2 separate regions of the Mus musculus genome follow, and region 2 is linked to region 1. Evidence: chromatin loops called from intact Hi-C (ENCODE). Cell type or tissue: heart. All regions are shown on one strand.

The links. Hi-C counts contacts between places; a loop is a spot of excess contacts. Peaks named below come from ENCODE experiments on the same cell type or tissue, not always from the same donor. Only the 100,000 strongest peaks of a DNase experiment are listed, where the experiment ranks them.
Region 2: it touches region 1 in a loop (2.6-fold over the local background); 11 of 42 quality-filtered maps call a loop at or near these places.

The regions. Positions count from the first base shown.
Region 1 is chr8:23,105,194-23,113,193 of GRCm38, forward strand. Ank1 (ankyrin 1, erythroid) reads left to right here. Exons shown (of 44, transcript NM_001110783.3): 18 at 839-937; 19 at 2,689-2,787; 20 at 2,983-3,081; 21 at 4,055-4,147; 22 at 4,464-4,536; 23 at 5,154-5,177; 24 at 6,167-6,263; 25 at 6,617-6,695. Among named protein-coding and RNA genes, the nearest start is that of Mir486, 33 kb to the right of the region's middle. In heart, CTCF peaks have their summits at 1,500 and 4,264 (motif pointing left); a DNase peak (open chromatin) is centred at 4,268; H3K27ac peaks cover 200 bases; H3K27me3 peaks cover 1,976 bases.
Region 2 is chr8:22,930,413-22,938,412 of GRCm38, forward strand. Kat6a (K(lysine) acetyltransferase 6A) reads left to right here. Exons shown (of 18, transcript NM_001081149.2): 16 at 1,703-2,302; 17 at 5,068-5,386; 18 at 7,577-8,000. Among named protein-coding and RNA genes, the nearest start is that of Ank1, 40 kb to the right of the region's middle. In heart, no CTCF peak of the experiment used is centred here; DNase peaks (open chromatin) are centred at 2,109, 2,479 and 4,229.

The DNA of each region.
Region 1 (8,000 bases):
TTGTGTCAAGTTGACACCCAAAACCAGCCAGTACACTGTCCCAGTGAGAAATCTGATGAGAAGTTCAAGAATGTGGTCCTTCTACTCCCAGAGTGGCCCACCCTCCTTACAGCGCTGTGGGCTGTGGGGCAGAGGTGGTAACGCATGCTTTCAGAAGGCCCAGCGTGGTTCCACATGCATGCTGCTTTCTTGGATGCTCCCTGCTCTGCCCTTGGGAAAAGCCAGTGGTAGCCTGTATCATCTAGAATAAGAAACCAAGGCACCTAGGTTTCCAATGGCAATAACAATTGCTACAATTGAAAGTCTTCAGTCAGCTAATCTGTCGCCTGTTGGCCAGCCCCAGCCACTGTTTACTGCATAAAGCTTTATTGGAACTCAGCCATGCCCAGTGGTTTCCATGTTGGTTAGAACTCCTTATTACCAGGATTGGCAAAGACACAGTCTTCATATTAGCAGTCTGGCCATGAACAGAAAAATAGCTGCCTGAACTTTCCCTTAAATTAGCCACCTGGCTCTTTTAAGCCCTCACCTTTCTTACTCTCTAGCCCTCCTTCTCTCTCTCCCTCCACCCTCTCTCCACATGGCCATGGCCGGCCTCTCTCTTTCTATCTTCTCTCCTTTCTCCTTGCCTTTCTACAACAAAGCTCTAAAACCATTTAAAAAAAAAATAGCCATCTGACACTCAGGAGGCCCAGGATAGGAAATTTTTTTGCTAAATAACCAGCCAGATAGCTAGATGGAGCTGCGTAGACTTGAGGAATTCAAGCCTCACTGCTCTGTTTCTGCAGACAGAAATTCTTCCCTGGCTTAAAGTTGGTGCACATCTGTTTCTTTTTAGAGTGGACTCACTCCCCTCCACCTGGTGTCACAAGAAGGCCATGTTCCAGTGGCAGACGTGCTGATCAAACATGGCGTCACCGTGGATGCTACCACCCGGGTAAGGCATGAAACCCGTGCCTGTGTCTGTAATGGATGTCTCTCTCCCTTAGCTGCATTCCCCAACACGATCCACCCAGGCATACCACCCCCCACCCCAAACCTTAGAACATCACAGAGGCATACCCTCACACCTTGAAATTGTCTCCTTCATGGAGACAAACCCTTGAGGATCAACACTGATCTGCTTCCTCCTGAGTCTGGAGACACCAGCGTTCATGATCACTATACCTGGGAGTTTTTTTAGTCTGCTAGATCTTTGAGTCTGTCATAGGAACTTGGATATTAAGTCTGGTCTCACACATGTAGAACGCATGCGAGGGAAAACACCAGGATTTCTCTGGGTTGCTTGGAAGTGCAACCCCTTTTATGCCAAGACTGTGTTGGGTGGAGTTTGACTTTCTCTCAAACGTGCCGTGGCAAAGAGCCCTGTGTCGTGGCTTAAGGGTGAGTGTATGGCAAGCACATCTGTCCCCAGTGACAGGAAGGAGTCACAAAATGAGACATCCAGAATAAGAAGGTGGCAGTCCAGAGGGAGAACAGAGCACCTCCAGCTGGTGGGATAAGGAACTGCATGGAAAAGAAGTACTGGTTCCTTTTGTTTCGGGATACAGGGCTGAGGATGTAACTCATGTAGAGTTTGCCTAGCTGTGTACAAGGCCCTCAGTTCCGTCCCCAGTGCTGAAAAAGAAAAACAACCCCCAAGAAAGGAACAGAGTAACGCCAGCAGCACCATGCACACATGCACCCCAGTTCCAGAGATGCACTACTACGATGTTGTACTGAAGACACCCCAAGAACTGCCTACAGCTTCAGCCAAGATCTCTTTAAAGCCCAAGGGCGTCCTGGACCTAGTTCAGAATTTGGGGGGTTCTTCCTGAAAGGATCCCGTTCTAGAGGTTAGAGCTGCCTCATAGATTACGAAGCCATCCCAGGACACAAAGGTCTGACCCATAGGGTCTGTGTTAAGAAGGTCTCTGGAATCTTCAGCTGGCTCCCTAGGGTCATACATGACCAAAGAGGGCCTGGCTTATCAGCCATTTGGGCAGGACACCAAGTAATCCAAGGGAGCAGAGCAGAGTCTGAACACGGAGGACGTGGAGCTGGCATGTGAGAGACCTGGGTTCATCCCTACCAAAGATAAACAAACGAAAATCAATAGGAAATTAGCACTGAGCCCATAGTCACACAGACAACCATGACCCATCACTTTAGATCACGGTCAGTCCCTACAAACTCTAGTAACTCAGCCATCACTTGTATGCTTACAGTGAGGCTCCGCCCCTCTTGTAGATGAGACAAGTCTGCTGCTGTTGAATATTGGCACGGCAGTACATGGCTGTCTGTCCGTCTAGTGCTCCTCTGAGCATAGACCAGTGTGTTACCCTCTCCTTCTAAAAAGAATGCTTCTTAGATCCCAGTACAACTCTCTCCAATCCCAGCCTCTCTAAGAGCTGCGCCGGACGTCGGTCCCCACTCTGTCTTCTCTCTGCTTCACATCAACTGCCCTTGCTCATCTCCCAGGCTATCAACTTTCCACCCAGCCCCTTCTTCCAGGTTCACGTCAGCCTCCACTTGTCTGCCGCCAAATCCTGCCCCTTCTCTAAGCAGCATCGGTGACATGTCTCATGGTAGCCCTCGCCCTTCCCCGACGGCTTCCTCCCCTCCCTTAGATGGTTGCTTCTGTAAGGATTCCATTTAAGAATGGCTCTGATGGAGCCTTGCCACCTACACCCATTTCTTGCCTTTCAGATGGGTTACACCCCGCTCCATGTGGCCAGTCATTATGGAAACATCAAGCTGGTGAAGTTCTTGCTACAGCACCAGGCAGATGTCAATGCCAAGACCAAGGTACCTTACACCCCTGGGCACTCACTTAGGAATCAGCCAGAGCCACTCAAGACCCCACCTCAGTCCTAAGTTTTGAAAAAAGGAAATGGGGTGGGGGGGGGAGCAGGAGGGATAGTAGATGGACTTTGGAGTTTGCATGCAGTTCTTTCCAGCAACTCTTAACCAACCCTGTCAAATGCCTGCCTCCCTTCGTAGCTAGGATACAGCCCCTTGCACCAGGCAGCTCAACAAGGACACACAGACATTGTGACATTGCTCCTGAAGAATGGTGCTTCTCCAAATGAGGTCAGCTCGGTGAGTACCTACCCGGTCCCGTTTGAGACAGATCAAGGGGCAATGCCAAGACCAAGGTACCTTACACCCAGCTCCCAGGCTAACATCTCCTGGGCGCTCACTTAGGAATCAACCAGAGCAACTCTGAGGCCCTGCCTCAGTCCTGAGCTTTGAAAAAAGGAAACAGGGGGTAGGGACAACCTAACTACATAGGTTGTTGACAGTCTTGGGTCTGCACAGAGCTGTGTGCCTTGCATATTCCAGGCTTAGACACTGGAGTGATCGTAGAATAGTGTTCCCAGCACCATGCCTCCTCTCCTCTGGCTCGTACCTATTTCTGCTGACACACCCTCTGGTGTGTTTGAAGCTGCCTTCACTATGACAGGAGTAGGCAAATTTAAGTGCTTTGGGCCTGCCTCAAAGACACCCCTAGCAGCCTTGGTGATTTCAGGATGCATTTCCTGCTCTCCTTGCGGGGGTGTGTAGGGTTACCTTGCAAGGCTGTTCCCAGCTTGGAAGGCTGTAGAGCCTTGCCTGTAGAAGTGTTTGCTGAGGGTCTGCACAGGGCTGAAGCCACGTGGACTCCAGGTCACATTCTGCAAGCAGAGAAGGATTTCACAGAGAACAAAAGCTTCGGCACTGTGCAATTTTCCCTGAGCTCTTCTGCCAGCTGGATCCTGGGGTTTCCTTACTGGCTCCTCCCCGAAGTGCTTGCCTGCCCTGGGAGCGGGGGCAGGTGGCAGCGGGGAGGGTGCCTTGTTCTCATGCCAAGGCCATATACCCAACACCTAGGGCTTACAGTTTGTCCTATTCTCCTTCCTGCCTTGTCCCATCTCTGTGGCCCCAAGGATCACATACTTATGCATACCTCTTCTTGGCTCCAAGGGCCAGTCTGTCTTTGTGGGCGCTTGTGAAGAATCCAAGGGTACTGGATCTGTGCTCAGGAGACAGACTCTCCTCTCTGACTCTCTCTCTTGTCTCTCCTTTGTCCTAGAACGGAACCACACCTCTGGCAATAGCCAAACGTTTGGGCTACATCTCTGTAACAGACGTGCTCAAGGTGGTCACAGATGAAACCAGTGTGGTGGTAGGTCTCCACCCCCTACCCCAGCTGTGGCCATGGGCCCTGAGGGTTACTGCCCAAAGTCAATGCCTCCCGCCTGGTAGGCACTGTTTAGCTACAGGTGGGGCATACTGCCACCTAGTGACCAAAGAATTGAATGGGCGAGGAAACGGGAAGTCTGGGCATGAGCTTCCAGATCAAATGCCTCCTGGGCCTGGCTTTCTTTGGCAACATATCTTTTCTATCACCTTTCCTGGCTGCTCATTTGGGGCAGTAGCAGGACAGAAACAAGTGTGCCTGGCTCCTTATGGGTCCCAGCCCCCGCCCTTTCTCTTTTCAGTTAGTCAGTGACAAACACCGGATGAGCTACCCTGAGACGGTGGACGAGATCCTGGACGTGTCTGAAGATGAAGGTAAAATCTTTGTGGATGAACTCAGGCTCCATTCTCTCAAGCATCCCTCAGAGCCCCTCAAACCTATCTAGCCTAAACATACAAGTATACAATGTAGCTAGGGAGACCCACTTCTTACAGACATTGCCTATTGACAAAATAACTCCTTTCAGATGATCTCGAGTCTTCATGGGCAAGTTAGTTGGTAGGTTTGATACAATTGCATTTGATCAAGAGCTGGCAACAGCTGCAGCAACATCTGGCTGCTGTTCTCCTTGAGCTTCAGTAACTAATAAGGCAGGTTTTTAAGACTGAGAACGCATACTGGTCAGCTGCCCTTCTGACCTAGTGGGGCAGAAAGTTTGAAGTCTTCTCCATTACCATTGGGTGATGGGTGATTAAGGTTTCAACTTTGTGATCTCCAGAGTATCTTTCACCTCCTTTCTCCCCACTCCCAAGTAAGCCCCAAATCAAGGGAACCCAGGATAGCGAGGATGGGCTTGATCTGTGGCCCCCTCTGTCTAGAATTTGGTGGTGGTATGACGGTCAGCTAGACAGTTCTAATGCCCCCTTCTTAATAACGTGCCTCTCACTATACTGGGTCTGATGCTTCAACTTGGCTCTTCTTTGCCTTCCAGGAACTGCTCACATATCTATAATGGGTATGAAATGCTTTCTGTTCCCTGTGGTCTTTCTCACCAGAGCACATCCCACCATAAGCACACAAGTTCCTCACTAACCCATGCCTGCTTCTCATCCTCCGAGGCCCGGCCCCACGCAGGGCCCAGAGCTGACTAAAACAGGATCGCACACCATGAAACCACCCCTGTATCTGTGTTCATGCCTCTGTGTTTGTGCTCATCCTGCATGAACAGTTCTATGTCCATCTTGTTGGCTCCCGGTCACAGGGACAGGGCTGCAGATCACCAGGGCCAGGGCTCCGGATGCAGTGGGAGAGCCAGGACGGGGCCCAGGGCCCAAACCACTGCTCTTAGTCAGGCCAAGAAGGGAAGGAAGGGGTGTGCAGGTTGCCAATTTAGGTGCGACTACAAACAATAAATCCAGAAGGAGGAATTTACAAGGTATAGAAGTAGGAATGGAAATAAAGGGAGGAACAGATCTGAGTCCTGTGCTGTTTGCCTCTCTGTAATTGCAGATTGGAATGATCTATAACCTAGGCAGGGTGTGTAGTTCATGCTTCTGATCCCAGCATTCAGGAAGTAGAAACAGGAGATCTTTGAGTTCAAAGCTAGCCTGGTCTATAAAGAAGTGCCAGAAGGGGGCTAGGAGGGGGAGAAAATAATTATCTGTAGCTGTGACTCTTTTTGTGGCAACGCTTTACACTCTGAAAGAGCTATTGTGTAAGGGTGAACTCAGCCAACAACAACAACAACAACAAAAAAAACCTTTCTGGCTTTGTTGTTTTTCTTTCCTGCAAAACAGAGGAACTAGGAACTGGCCACCCTGGGTTTTAGGGTTGGAAGAACAGGACTGGGGATAGCCATGTCTAACAGGCCCTTGGGGCACCAAAACCAAAAGTGCCCTCCACTTTTGAGGAGATATTGAGAGGTGGATTGGGAGAGGTGCTTTTCGAGAGCAAGAGAGATTTCCTGTCTCCAGCCTGCCCCTCACTCAAGCTCCTGGGTTTCAGGTGACGAACTTGTCGGCTCGAAGGCTGAAAGGCGGGACTCCCGGGATGTGGGTGAGGAGAAAGAGCTGTTGGATTTTGTGCCGAAGCTAGACCAAGTGTAAGATGGGCTCAGTCGGGGTGGGAGGATCAGGCTGTGGATGGCCAGGTGCAGCTCTGGGACTCGGAGTAGAAATGTAGGTGAAAGTCAGGCCCCCTGGGGGTCATTGGGATGGAGGGGTTTAGGCAAAAGCCAGTCCTGGGTGTGACTAGGGAGGGAGAGACAGATGTGCAGGGGGACATGGGTCAGCTTGTAGATCAGGGAGTCGTTTTGTCACCTGAGATGATGTAAGGGGTGAGTGAGTCAGGTCATTACAAGTGTGCTGAAGCCTGTCACTCAGGTGTCTTAGGAATGACGTCAGGGTCCGCTTCAAATGTTCTGCTCTTTGACTGTCTCATTTTCCTGCTTCATAGGGTGGAGTCTCCAGCCATCCCAAGGATCCCTTGTGTCACACCTGAGACCGTTGTGATCCGATCTGAAGATCAGGAACAAGTAAGGAGAGCCTTGGCTCCTCCCGCCGCAGGGGGAACGAGGACATTCCATGATTGCGTTTGTATGACCCAGGGACAGTAGGAGCTAAAGTATAAAAGATCATGACATGTACAGAACAGGTTCAGACCCATGATTCTGTGCGTCCCGTAGAACTCAATGCAGTTGATGTACCCATTGTTTCTACTGTGAGTTCTGGGAGCAAGGGGACTCAGGGTGAGGGAAACACTATCATAGCATGCAGTGATGCAGGGAGATGCTCAGGCCATGCAGTTGCAGGACCAGGAAGGAAGCCTTCCCTGTGTGGTGCAGCCTGGGCAATGAGGCTGACATGTCAGCTTCCTCTCTCTCTCTTTCTCGATGGGATGGCTGTGCCTTCCTTTCCTCATCACCCCCCAGAGACCCCAACACTGACAGAGGGGTACCAGAGCACTGCTCTCGGTAGAACTTGTGTTCATGACAGAACCCTGGTCAGTGCCTTCATAGCATTCCACCTGAATTCGTCCAGAAGGTTAGAGATAGTGGGTGAGAATATGTTCTTACAGTCCAATCTCCTCCGACAAAGATTAGACCATTGGCACTTTCTCCAGAGCAGGAACATTTCTCGGGAGAGGAGAGGGTTGATGTGATGGTGGTGTTGAAGGTTGGCCATGTCTGCCCTGAGGTCTGACAAGGTGGGCTGAATCCCCTCCCTGAGCACACGAAGGAATATGAGTCCCAAGACAGTACCGAGATCTGAGTCTGAAACTATGCTAGGGAATCACTACAATACAGCACTGGTGTTGCTGCACGTTGGAGAGATAATCAGATGGGGTCCTGGCCCTACTGTGACATTACCCCTGGATGTTGTCAAAGCCTCATGAACAAGCCCAGGGCACTAGCAGTGAGTCTTGCTCTGTAGCCATCCCACTCCTCAGTCTCCCCTGCTCCCCACCACTGGAGAGAACACAGGGGTTGGTACATGCTAAGCAGAGCCCCCACATCTCTTCCCAACTATTTGCTTAAGTCATAAACCTACTCAGAGGTGTACAGTGCATTTGTACTGAGTGCCTACCCTGGGCTCCAGATAAGGGCTGGGTTCAGTTGTCCCCTGTGAGCTGCTATCCGCTCTGCGTGTGGACTGAGACACACGGGGTCTTGTGAGGCAATGAATAAGCTCCTTATGTCGATGAGGAATGGGAAACTCCACAGAGCCTGACGGGTCAGTTCACCTCACAGACCCCTCACACATACAGACCATAGGGCAAGTAGCCATAAGGTGATGATGCAGGAGGGGAAAGGGCAGGGAATGCAGGAGGGGAGGGTGGG
Region 2 (8,000 bases), 170 kb before region 1:
TAATATAATATAAACAAAATATCCTTACTAGAGGGCCAGGGAGATAACATGCTTAGTTGATGAAAATATTTAAACTAGAAGACTTTGTTTGATCCCTGGGACTCATTTTGCAAAGCTGGGCACAATATCCCCTATGTGTAACTCCAGTGCTGGGGAGGTGGAGATGGGAGGAAACCCCACAGGTTAACCTTGGTGAGTCTCAAATACAGAGAAACCTCATCTCACAAAGAAAGGTACAGGGGCTGGAGAGATGTCTCAGTCATCGGGAGTACTTGCTGCTTTGCAGAGGACCCAGGTTCAGTTCTCATGACAGTCATGGCAGTCTAAGAGCTAGACACTGAGCATGTGGTGCCCACATGACACTCATATACATCAAAAGGAAGGATAGATACCCACGGTTGTCGCTTGTCTCCGTGTGTGTGTGTGTGTGTGTGTGTGTGTGTGTGTGTGTGTGTGAGAGAGAGAGAGAGAGAGAGAGAGAGAGAGAGAGAGAGAGAGAACTTGTACAGACTCACAAATTTACAAACATGTACATGCACATATTCACACTAGAACTTCAGAGTTTCTTTTAATGATAGACATTTCAGGAAAATTGCTCTTATCTACATTTGTTTTTTAAGGTTTAGACCACTAGGAAACCATTAGTTTTCTGACAGTGTGTTAATGATTACTATTTACCAGGAAGAGTTACATTCTAAGCTATATAGTAATTAAAAACTCTGAATTGAGTTTCAATATGACAGCTGTTAAAATGAAATAAAAGTGCATTTTCCTTAATACAGAGCATTAAAGACATTATAAGCACACATCTGTTTTCACTAGAACACTGGAAATCGCACTGAATGTTTAGATGCCTTCAGAGCGTGAGTGATGGATGATAAGCTGTATCAGTTCCATTATTTTTCTTCAGGTTATACATAACATGTTTGGGATTTCCTTTGACTTTTTTTAAAGTAGCACTTTCATCCTTTATGTCCTCCTCTGATAGGTGAGAGAGGAAAAAAAGTCATCTACTTTATTGTATTTTAATTTAAATTAAACATCCAAAATTTTTTTTAAGATTTCCCATATTTCTTGGATGTCTTCTTCTCCTGGCGCACGTTCCTATAGCCCAGCGGCTCTCAACCTGTGGTCATGACCTCTTCACAGGGTCTTCTAAGACCATGGGAAAACACAGATATTTACACTGTGATTCGTAACAGTAGCACAGTTACACTTATGTAGTAGCTATGAAATAATTTTATGGTTGGGGCTCACCACAACATGAGGAACTGTATTAAAGGGTGGCAACGTTAGGAAGGGTGAAAACCACTGTTATAACCTGTTCTTCCTAGTTTTTCAATTTTTCATTTCTATAAAATGTTATAATCTCATCTACCATCTATAAGATCACAAACACTTACTTTGATATCAAAGATGGCATTTTTTAGTAGTTATGAGCACAAGATAGAGTCAGAGTTCTGAATTTGGGCCTCCGGTTACCTCATTTAGAGACTAGCATCATAATACTTCATTGTATTGTTATGAGAAGTAAACTAATAATTAACTATAAATACATTTTTAAGTGGCCAAAGGGAAAGAGTATTCAGGGTAACTATTAAATACTTAATAATTTTTTTCCAAAGTTCTGTTTTCTTATCTTAACCAAGCAGACTGAAAAAAAATCAATGTTGTTTTTGTTTGTTTTGTTTTCCTTAATTAGGTGGGGAAGTCTGTGTCTCGGGAGAAAAAAGATCAGGAGTCTTCCTCTTTAATAGAAACTGACAAGAAGCCAGAAGTTAAGGAACTAGCCAGTTCTTCACGTTTGAGCAAACAGGCCCTTCCTCGGGACAGTCTTCCTGCAAATAGCCAGCCACCTCGGAGGGGCCGCTGTGGGAGGAAGAACAGAAAGACACAAGAACGCTTTGGTGATAAAGATTCTAAGATGCTTGTGGATGAGACACTATCCGCTTCTCAAGAGCAATATGGAGACTGCGAGGAAAAGTCAGAAACCTCCCAAGAACGGTTCACTGAGATGGAAGAGCAGTTGGCAGCCCCTCAAGTGCAAGCAGACGGGAAACCAGACATCCCCAAGGGGAGGTTCAGTGAGAGCGTTGAGTTGTGGCGAGGACAGCTGAAGAAAAGCCCTGAGACCCTGAAGTGCCGATTGCCAGAAGGAAATGACCGGCTTCCGTGCTGCTACACCGATGGTGACAGGGCTGTCTTTAGGGGCTTCAGCGAGAGCAGTGAGGAGGAGGAAGAGCCAGAGAGTCCCCGGTCAAACTCGCCACCAATTCTCACGAAGCCCACACTGAAAAGAAAGGTGATGCATCTTTGTGTTCGTCCTCTGTAGTTGAGGCTTGCTATGTGGCTTGCTGTGCCGTGCAGTTCTGCAGTAGAGCACACGAGGCTCATGCGCTGTCTCATAAACTCGTGCAGACGCACGAGGGCAAGTAACTAAAGTCCTGGAAAGTGTAGCTCCTGGTACGGTGGCACTGACTGCTTTTTGGCAGACATGTCCCAAGCTGTGGTCTGCATTGCCCAGGCCAGTCACAATGCAGGCTGCCACACTCCAGCCAGGAGAGGAGAGGCAGCTATCTCACCCAGAGCCACGAGGTCATTCCTTTCTGTAGCAGGGGTATTAAAAAGTGCAAGGCTGTTTAAAGGAAGACCTTTAAGAATGTATTTTAGATTTGCACCGTTAATGCAAAGACATAACACAAAATTCTCATAAGCTCCAGACTCTGTGCCTGTGTGAGGCACATTCGTCACAGTTCAACATAGGCGTTACTTAGTACAGACCATGCTTTATTCAGAGTTCTCGTTGGCCTCAGTGGCCTTTCTCTGCTTAGGATCCCACCGAACTTTCCATGTTATGTTAGTTATTCTCTTCTGGGTTGTGAATTTCTCAGACTTTGATTGTCTTTAGTATGACCTTGAAGGTTGTGAGTTCAAGTATTTTATCTGTTATCCATCATTAACTAGAATGAGGTAATGTATTTGAGAGTAAGGCAAAGGAGGCAGAGAAGCAAGCACTAGTCTCATCACATCATCTGGTGGGTATTGTATTGTGTGGCATATGGGAGTCAGGTAGAGGACTCCACTTTGCTGTTGGCCTTGGCCCTCCTGGGTTTCTCTGCTGCTGCTGTTACTTTGTTTCCCCTTTTTCCTGGGGAAGAGGAAAGGCATGAGTGCAGATCGGGCTTAGCCTGGGTGTGGCTACTCACTATAGCAGCAGAGCACCTGCATAGGTTACATAGGTCCCTTCTGCTGTCGCCATTAGAAAGGACCTGGTACTTGAGTTTGTAGCACTGTTTTAAACTTAGCGCCTCCCATCCAGCACTGGCCATGTTTGTTGTGTTGCTCCTGTTTATACTCACAGTATCATCGTCATGGCGAGTTTCTTTTGTTTTAAGTGCTTTCTGATAGTACAAGGTCCTACAAATTTATCTGAAATATTTCTTGCCTCCGCTGCAGAATCAGCCCTTCTCTAAGGAGCAGAGCTATTTTTACTCTAACTTGAAAATTCTCAGTAGATTTTGAAGTAGAGAAAAATTAAAGTGATTAACTCTCCTGTTGATTGCATGATCATAAAGAATGTATCTTTGCAGCCGGGTGTGGTGGCAGAGGCAGGCGGATTTCTGAGTTCGTGGCCAGCCTGGTCTACAAAGTGAGTTCCAGGACAGCCAGGGCTACACAGAGAAACCCTGTCTTGGAAAAACAAAAACAAAAACAAAAACAAAAGAATGTATCTTTGCCATCCTAGGGTTTATTTCTCCAGTTTATGTGGTAAAACAAGTATGCTATTTTCTTGTGTAAAAAACACTAGTATTGGGTGTTAGAGAGATGGGTCAGTGGTTAAGGTACTCACTGCTCTTCCAAAGGTCCTGAGTTCAATTCCTAGCATCCACATGGCAGCTCACCACTGTCTGGTGTGCAGATGAACATGCAGACAAAGTACCCATGTACATAAATACACACATAAATAAAATTTAAAAAGTAATTGTAAATAAAAAAGTAAATGTGTAGAAAACACACAAAAAATATTGTAACAGCCAGTGAACTTGTATGCAAAGTACTTAGACAGTCTTAAAATTTACTGAAGGACGCTCAGGATTATTTTATGGCCTAGATGTATGACCTTGCATAAGTGCTAACCTTTCTAGCCTCTGTACAAGGATGTGATTCAGTCATTCCTGGGCTGTTGTCTCTGTAGCTTGGTGACATCACTGTGTTATGTAAGCTATTAGGTCAGCCCCGTGTCAGTGTGTGCTGTGTGCGCCAAGTCTCAGGCCGTGCTGCTGTTTTCTCTTCTCTGTCAAGTGAATGCATTTCTGCTCTGCGTTTGTGTGCTCTGCTCTAGCTAGTTTCCCCAAATGGCGTGCACATTTATTGATCTGCTAATGCATGGTGATGTATAAGATGGAATGTTTCTATTCCTTTTGCTCTTGAACAGAAGTAGAGGGCGTAGTCTCTGAGGCACTTTAGCATTAGAGCAGGTGGCGCTGTAAAGTGTAAAATGTCGATGAGCTGAGAAGATGCACCAACACCATGTGCTCTCTGGACACTTGCTCTTCATATCAGAGCGGGCCTTAGTGCCCAAAATCTGTGCGGATTTTGTTGTTCCTCCCCCTTCCCCCCCTTCCCCATTCCCCTTCCCCTCCTTCCCCTCCTTCCCCCTTTCCCCCATCCCCCTTCCCCCTTCCCTTTCCTTCCCTTCGCGCGCGCGTGCGTGCGTGAGTGTGTGTAAGAGTACATGTGTATGTGTTGGTGGGCTTGCACTTGGTGGGTGTGTAGAGGTCAGGGGACATTTCTAAGGATTTAGTTCCCCCACTTGTATATGGGATCCAAGGTTGATCCCAGGTTGTCAGGTTGCCCAGTTTGCACAGGAAACTTCACCTGTGGAGCCACCTCACTGACCACACACATCTCTGTGTTCTTAACACTTTGTCTTTACCAGAGTATCTGTTGGCAAACTGCATCTTTGTTTTAAATATGTTAGTTCTGCAAAGCTTTAAAACTTTTATGTTAAAGCAGGGAAAAAAGCTCATTACTATAAATAAAATACCTGCTTTCTTTACTACATAGAAACCGATTCTTCACCGAAGACGAAGAGTCCGCAAGCGGAAACACCACAATAGCAGTGTAGTCACAGAGACCATCTCTGAGACCACGGAGGTGTTAGATGAGCCTTTTGAAGACTCTGACTCTGAGAGACCAATGCCACGACTGGAGCCTACATTTGAGATGGAGGAAGAGGAGGAGGAGGAGGAGGAGGAGAGTGAGCTCTTCCCCAGAGGGTACTTCCATTGCCTGTCCTCACAGGACATCCTTAGGTGTCAGTCCTCCTCCAAGAGGCCGTCTAAAGAGGAAGAGGAGGAGGAGGAGGAGTCAGACGACGCAGATGGTAGGTTTACACACTGTTCCTTAGAGTAGTTTCTGTGTGTCTTTGAAAATAGAGAAGTAATCACTACAGACCCTTCCTTCCCCAAAGGGCTGGGAATGAACACAACTCACTAAGACAGGAAGGGGAAAGGTTGGCCACCTCTGCAGATATGGGGTTTATCTATCCATAGTCACGTCTGCATGTAAACGCGCTTCTTTAACCTGATCTCTTCTTGCTTTGCAGGAAATCTTAATTATTGGAAGGCCTTCCTTTTCACCTAATGTTGCCTAGGTTTTTGTCTGAATCCTCAGTTAAAGGGTGTTGGCATAACTGAGTACTGGATTCTGTGGTCTGCAGCTCGCTGAGTGCCTAGGTTTGGTGCTCAGCAGCTCTGGTAACTGAGTGACTGAGGAGGAGCCACCTGAGCATCCCTGGGGACCTCTGCCCTCTGTTCAGGAACCTTCCTGAACCATGCGTCTGATGGTGTTTACTCGCAGAGTAATCTCTTCCTTCTCGTTGTTTTGTGTTTATCTTGTTTTGTTATTTAAGACTCACTATACAGAGGTCTGACCTGCCTCAGCCTATTTGGTTCTGGGATTATAGGTGTGTACAACCCAGTAACCAGTCGTACATTTCTAATAAGTGACAATGATAACAAAATAAGCTACGTTGTATGGTGTAGCTAACATTCCGTCAATTACTATTAAAATAGACATATTCCCATGTACAGAAGCAGGCTCATTTGAGATGAGCGAGGAAGAAGGCAGGCTTGTTGGGTGCTGTGTCACCTACACCTCCATCATGTTTGTTCTGATGCCTCTGTCAGCCTTTGCATTTTCACAGGCAACTTAGAAGAAATTGTGTTGCCTGGTATTGCTTTGTACTACTTTATTTTATTTTATCTTATTTTATCTTTTGCCTTTTTTGGAAGAGCGTTTTATTTTATTCTCTTAAAATCTTGGCTTCAGACCTAGTACATAGGACCTGTATTTTTCTGACAGAATGTGTAGCTTGATAGTGATGAGCCCTGAGCTCAGACCTAGAATCAAAACCAAAACCTTTGTGGTATGTGTGTGTGCGCGCATGTGTCTATGTGTGTATATACATGTGTGTATATGTATGTTCATGTGTATGTGTGTGAATTTGTGTGCATGTGTGTGTATATTTGTATGTGAGAGAGCATATATGTGTTTGTGCATGAGTATGAGTATACATGGCAGGAGAAGACAGAAGAATTATAAGTGTGTGACACAGTCTGGCTGACCCACTTGCTGTAGCCTCTTAGGTGTTGGAAATCACAGCATACCTCACACAGTTTTCTTATTGTAAGGCTTACTCAATGATGCATGTTTTTAATGTAGTGATGATCATTAAGGTTCTTGCTTTATTTATTATAATAGGTGATGACCCAGTTTTCCTCTTGTTAGATATTGCTGTGTGTCTAGGGACCTGAGACTGTTTTGGTGTGATTGGCACTTGGTGCTGTGCTCTGTCTTGATTCACTTTGTCACAATGGTCTCTCTCCTGTGAGCTCCTATGACCTTGACAGTTCTTACTCAGACTGCTGTTGCCTTTGCTGACTTCCCAGATGTACCACAAACAAACCTTTAATTCTCTCTTCCTCTACATTCATACCCTTCTAAACTTATTAATAACTGAGAATGTATTTAATGCATTGAATTCTACTTTAAAATGATTTAAAGTTTATCTTCTGTGTCTTGCCACAATTAGGAAAAGTAATGCTACTGTTGAATTTATTTCCTCTAAATATAACTTGTCACATTGACCATTTCTTACTTGTTCGGGACTACAGATCAGTGCGTGGTTAAGACTACATACTATGCAGTTGGTCCCATTTAGCACAGTGACTAACAGCTATTCACAGGGGAGGCTTAATTGTGGTCTACAGAATTGCCTTATGATCCTACTTCAAGTAATGATTTTGTGGAAACGAAAGCAAACCAAAGAGGTAACAGAAAGCAAACAGAAGCAGCTGAGGTGTAACTTAAGCGGACACTCCTGCTCCTCTTTACTGCGTCTTCATAGGTGGTAGAATCAAGTTGCCCAGGATTAGCTCACTTCTCTGCCAGGTCACTGTGTTACTTGATGTGCAATCAGTTAGTGTTTTTCCTTAGATTCTTCTGCTGTACATGCTGGTCTCAAAGAAATGCTAGGTCTTGTAACCTCTCTCACTATCTCTTTTCTGTACAGACACTCCTGTCCTAAAGCCAGTATCTCTCTTGCGAAAATGTGATGTGAACAGTGCTTCACTTGAGCCAGATACCTCTACACCTATGAAAAAGAAAAAGGGATGGCCCAAAGGCAAGAGCCGAAAACCTATCCACTGGAAGAAAAGGCCTGGACGGAAACCAGGATTTAAATTGAATCAGGAAATCATAGCTGCTTCTGCACAGGAATGCATAGTTGAGCCCGTAGTCCCCATTAAACCAGGCCGTAAACCCAGAACTCAAGAGAATGAAGAAATTGTTGAGGTAAAGGAGGACTTGCTGGAAGAAAGGAAAGAAGAGATGCACACAGAACCAGATGAGGAGGCCGAAGAGGAAGAGGATACAACCAGCAGTGACATTAGAGCCATGTCCCCATTGGACAGCAGCAACAGCCCTGAGGCAGAACC